Regions from separate parts of the Homo sapiens genome. Here region 1 is linked to region 2. A link is a loop called in an ENCODE intact Hi-C map of the cell type or tissue named here. Cell type or tissue: Caco-2. All regions are shown on one strand. Each heading gives the region's core, and the rest is flanking DNA. Links, peaks and the distances in the headings are about the cores only.

Region 1 (2,924 bases), core at 179-2,678, 620 kb before region 2:
ACAGTATTTTAATCCTATAAAAACTTTCATAGTAGCTAGTATTTTCTTCATTTCAATGATAGAGAAACTGACTTCCAGAGGTTTTAAATGTCCTTTCCAAAATCATAGAATAATAAGCAATTTATATAAACAGTGAAATTCTAATATCCTGGCCATCAACAATTATTTATTATGTACCTACAGTGGATCAGTCCATCTTTCTATGCTCTAGAAATGCAACTGTATATAAAAAGATAGATATTCTGCCTTCATGAAGCATAGAGTCCACTGGCATAAGCATATTGCAGAGATCCTGATGCTGATTGGTACCACACCATGAGAGGGGCATCTCTTTCCCATACTAAGGGGCATTACTATAGGCAGACAGTGACTCATTTAAGTCTCTATGAATGTCTTGCCACCTCACCTTGATACTAAATATTCTCATATCATGAAGTCAGAGTCATAGGAAAAGGGCAGAATCAGAGGCTAAAATGGCCAATTGGTGAGGTTGTAGCAGAATGACATCTCAGATTCTATTGTCCAGAGCCAGAAAGCAGAAGGGAGCTGGAGTTGGCCCAGACACTTGAGTTCTTGTTCACATCAGTCTGGAATATGTTGATACTCAATAAATATTTGTAAGCTGTCACTGTAAAATTTAGGAGCAGTCATGTGCTGCCAGCACACGAGAGCCCGTTACTTTCCAACTCCACATTCAATAAAATAGATCATGATGAGAGTATTTTTTAAACAGAGAAATCAGCAAATACCATAGATTGGTCCCTGCCCACCACCACCCTGACTTGGTTGGTAAACATTTACCAGCATACCACTGGAGAAAGAGCATCTCTCTCTGAGTCATTGTTTCTCCGTCTTTTCAAGGGGTAGACGATGAAGTGATTTTAAAGCCCCCAGAAAGCTGGATGATATGTTAGAAACAGCAAAGGTCTGGGGCAAGGCATACTTGGATTAAATTATAGATGCTGGCCACACATTGCTCTTGGAACGTTCAGCACGCTATTTGTCTCCCTGAGCCGCAGTTCCCTCCTATGTAGAATGAGGCTATTCACTTCTGCATGATTAGATTTTTCTAGGTGTTAAATATCAACATGGAAAACATGGAAAAATATAGACTCTAATAAGTGTTAGACTCCCCTTATTCCTATCATCTTCACAAATTATAAATAAAAGAATGAGCAAATACATAAATTTTCATTTTTTTCAGAGTTTGTATACCCCTCTTTTGCTTGATTACTTTTAGTTTTTTTGGTGTTATATAATAAATACCCATGATTTACTGCTATTATTATTTATTATCATTATCATTATTATTGTATGCTCTAAATTCCTACTCTATAATGGTAATATTTTTAAAGAATCTTCAAAACATAACTATCTGTAGCCAATTTCCTTTGGAAGGGACAAATAAATATGCATTATTCAGCAGCTACTTGGTAGCAGGCATTGTGCTGGCATGTTACATATTTGGCTCATTAAGCCTTCCAAAAGATAAGAGCGGAGTCTACATCTCAGAGAGAAAACGTTTTCTTTGGACATCATCAGAAGCCCACTTATACCACCAGGGAGCAGTAAAGAGCCACTGTTCAGGATTTTGAAAACTCCAAATCCCCACTACCAGATCACAGCAGTTCTCTTTGGACACAACATAATGGTAAATATTAAGTCTTGGCTGGCCCACCAGTCAGATGAGGGTCAGTGTTGAGGGAAAGGGCCTGTGAGCTAGACCAGCATGTCTGATTTTAGGTACGTAATCCATAGGAGCTTCCAGGAGATTAATAAGCAGGGATGTGGTTTTCCAAGTGATCACGGAGATAATACATTCCTTCCACTGCTTTTTGGAGAAAATGAAACTGAGCCCCAGAGATGGACAAAGACTTATCAAAGCTAGCTTAGTAGGTTGGCAGCAGAGCTAGAGCCAGAACCTGTACACAGTGTCTTCACACTGATACCTGTTGATAAGTAGGCACATACGTTCTGAAATATTCTGATATCACCATTATCCTGTATTGCCAAGGAAGAGACTGTTACCTTTTTTAATGGAAGGTGTTTCCATCCTGGGATTCCCAAGGGGTCTTTGCACATAGTACTTCCACTGGTATTGTTATTAGACAATCTTGAGTTTATTGCTGCTTTATAAAAGATAGCCAGGAACATAGGTAATTACATGTAAGAGAGCTTATCAAAGACAAACTTCAGCATCTTTTTCAGAAATATAATTTTGGTGACCACAGATAAAAGACCTTTTTCATTTTGAACATGGTGCCCAGAAAGGACTCTAGGAGGAGATCCATGCACTCATTCAGTCTTCTTTCTTTAGTGAAATAATAAATAAATCACTAGAGTGCAACTCCGCAGCAGGTTCTAGCTTAGAAACTGTGCATGGATAGAATTAAGGTGTAATGCCTTAATGGTTATAGGTAAGATGTAATTCCCACTCTCAACAAATCTGCTGTCTAATAGCACATATTAGCAAGAAATGGTGCAATTGCATTATAGAATCGTGAAATTGATTGTGGTGGGATATATGCCAGTGATTAAATTTTGTTTTTCCTTCTGTTCTCAACAAGACACATGCCAGGAAACCATTTTTGATTCATCAAGAGCAGTCTCTCCTAGAACTGGGGAAAAAGAGAATAGGGTACTTTGCAAATCTGAACATACATGTAGATATTTTGAAATCCCATGATGAGCCTCTACTGGAAAGATAAATCACTCTTTTGTCACTGAGGTTAGAGTTCCATAAAAGAAAACTGAGGAACTAAGGACACATCTCTTGGAAGGATGAGACTGTCACCCCATTATATAAGGGAAGGGCAGTCTGATCCTTTGTGCATGAAAAATCTGCCTGCCCCCTTAAGTCAATTCCCAGGAAGGAAAGGGCACAGGGATTCTAGGCTGGTGATATAGCAGACGTAGTCACTTCC
Region 2 (2,909 bases), core at 410-2,909:
CCAAAGGGGAAAAAACAACAAAAGAACCAGAACGTGTGAGAGGCAAGCCTGGGCTTGCACTTCTCCAGCCACCTGTTTACAGAGGCTCACCTGCCATAAGGGGTAAGGAGAACAGTGTAAGAGGGCTTTCGGCCAATGAGCAGAGCCTGTTCTTGATGTTTTGTGCTGGCCTCAGCCCAAGGCATGAATCTTATCTTCCCATCTAATCTAGCCTGACCTGCAATGCCAGTGGGAGAATGAGGCCCTGTGTTATTCTAGCCCTCAGGCAAAAGGCAAGCCAAGCGTCCTGATTCACCTCACTGTTGTCCTAAGTACTTACTCTGTATCCACAGAGGGAAACAAGAAAGATGAACTAGGTGATTCAATTCAACAAATATTTACAGAGCATCTGCTAGACTGGGCAGTGGGGGTTTATAAACAGGAGTCTCTGCCCTGAGGGTTCACTGTCTGATAGAATGGGCAAATAGGCAAAGGAAGTATCCTGGAGGAGCTGACTGCTAGGCTGTGTTTCAAACAAGGAAAAACTTGCCTGGTGAAGGAGGCAGTCCAGGTAGAGAGCCCAGCAAGTGCCAAGGTGTAATGATAAATCAACATTCCTAAATGGTATGTTTAGGGGGACTGCAAAGCCCCAAACTCCCGGACAGCAGTCAGGAATCCATTCGGGCAGCGGTCAGGCAGCCTGAGTTTGGATCTCTACTCCACCCCTGACTACCTGTGTGAATGTGAACAAGTCAGTTAACCTTTAAAAGGGTCCATTTCCTTATGTACAAGATAGACTTAATTATGGTACCTCTCTTATCGTGTTATTGTGAGAATTAAATGAAATAATGCATGTAGCATACTTAGCAGAGTACCTGGAAAATGGCTATCACTCAACATGTATTAGTTATGACCATTCATATTATTATCACTGTTCCTCCTCGTTATTATTACTATTGGAACATAAAGGGAAAGGGGAGGAGGGAAGGTGAGGGGTGAGACCAGAGAGTTCAGTAGGAGTCAGAACAATGGGGACCATGAAAGCCATGCTGAGGAGCTTGGGCCTGATCCTGCAGGCGAAAGGAGTCAGAAAGGGCTTCCATGCAAACAGACAGCCAGGTCTGTCTCCCTGGCTTGATGTTCTGCAGCTTAGAGTAGGAGGCTACGCCAGGAGGACTCTCTAACCATAGTCACAGTCCATTAGGAGCATAAGCAGCCATTAGTGTTGGGGTTCTGACTACAAACCCCAAGAGTGTGGGCTGTGGGCTGCAACAGGCAGGACCAGAGCACTGATCAGAGGATGCATGAGGATGAAACCAAGGGGATGACAGCTGACCCACTGGCTCTCACCACCAAGAGAGCTTTGGACCAGAAGCTCTATGTGGATGCAGCAGATAAGGAGGAAAACTGCCCCTGCTTCTGCCCGGAGTGCCTCTCGCAGTGAGCTTGTTCAGACAGCAGAGGGAACTCTTCATTTAACTTTCAACCACTCCAAAGCCCCCATGAAGCTATGAGGATGGCCAGGAGGGACTTTCTCAGGGCTGGGCAGAGACTGCAATGGGAAAGGTTGTGAGCCCAGCAGGTACTACTCGGCAATGCAGTGAGCAAATATCCCAGGGTGTGGCTGCTCCATTGAATGGGCCGTTGGCTGCCTACCGTCTGATGGATGGACTACATGGTCATCTCTGGTGACATCTTTGAGAAGATGTCCATGTCAGGTCAAAGATTGTCCAGTTTTACACATGGGGAAACCAAGGATCAAAGAAGAGATTAGCTCTGAATAAGTTGAATTCAAGTGTCATTGCAGGAAATGTATAACTTGAATCTTTGCATACAAAATATTAAGTAGTTACTGTAATAAAAAAAAGCTAAGCCACCATCACTAGTGAATATATGAAAAATATTTTTATTTCTTAAATACCATAATAACATAATATTATGTTTGCCTCTGCCAAGGAAGCTCCAAATAGCAGGACTTCTGTTAAGATTTCTTTAACCCTGTGTCCTCTTAAAATTGAACACCAAGATGTTTTTATCTTCGTTGTCTAGCAAAATAGCCTAGAACAGGAAACCTGGCCTCTGGAATTAGCCATGGGCAATTCCAGCATTTACACAAACTTGTCTGAACTTAGGCGATGGTATTGACCACCTCTAGGCATCAAAGTTAACCCTGCAGGATTAGTCTGAGAACTAGATTAGCTGATATATTACCCAGCTGTAAAAGTACCCAGACTAGTTTCTGGTGTGTGGTAGATAAGTTGACAGTATTTACTATCAGTATTATCATTCTCACTACCACTGCCTGGCAAGGCACCACGAAACAATGTATTTCACCTGCGTGGCCCCCAGATTTTTTTCCCATCTGTAAAAGGGGCTTAATAATACCCCTCTCACAGAGTTGCTGCAAAGATTAAGGAGATGAAATACGTATAGTGCCAAAAAATGGCCCCTGACACATTATAGGAATGGATGTCATATTTGTTTCCTTCCCTGATTTCCACAGTCTTCCATAAAAGTCCAAGTGGAAGCAATCAATAAAAATAAATTTAAAAAATTAAAATCCTAAAATACCTGATGGCAAAATGAGAAATAAAGAGCTTTTCTCCTTATTCTGAAAATGGAAAACAGAACGGTAATTGTCTCCATCAAAGTGTTGTAGAAAAAGATCAGGTATTTCCAGATCCCAAAACGGCAAAAGACATTTTAATGCATCGTCTCCTTATTTTTAGGAAATTGCTCAGAAGACCTCTTATGTATCCTGAAAAGGGCTCCATTCAAGAAGTCATGGGCCTACCTCCAAGGTCAGTAACCAAGCCCAGGAAACCTAAACATATGAAAACCGCTTCTGTGGCTTTTCAGCAACTTTTAAGCCAGAAGTCATAATTAGAGTCCCATGGCCAAATGTGACCTGCAGATGTGTACTGTTTAGT

What was found. A loop is a pair of places that touch in the nucleus more often than their neighbours do. Peaks named below come from ENCODE experiments on the same cell type or tissue, not always from the same donor. Only the 100,000 strongest peaks of a DNase experiment are listed, where the experiment ranks them.
Region 1: a loop joins it to region 2, with 13 times the contacts of the local background. A loop is called at or near these places in 15 of 110 quality-filtered maps.

Annotation. Positions count from the first base shown.
Region 1 is chr9:115,523,300-115,526,223 of GRCh38, reverse strand. No RefSeq gene overlaps it. Among named protein-coding and RNA genes, the nearest start is that of DELEC1, 380 kb to the right of the region's middle. In Caco-2, for the core only: a CTCF peak has its summit at 1,531 (motif pointing right); no DNase peak of the experiment used is centred there.
Region 2 is chr9:114,905,699-114,908,607 of GRCh38, reverse strand. TNFSF8 (TNF superfamily member 8) reads left to right here. Exons shown (of 4, transcript NM_001244.4): 3 at 2,709-2,780. Among named protein-coding and RNA genes, the nearest start is that of TNFSF8, 23 kb to the left of the region's middle. RefSeq lists enhancers at 18-639, 640-1,262. In Caco-2, for the core only: a CTCF peak has its summit at 1,446 (motif pointing right); a DNase peak (open chromatin) is centred at 1,497.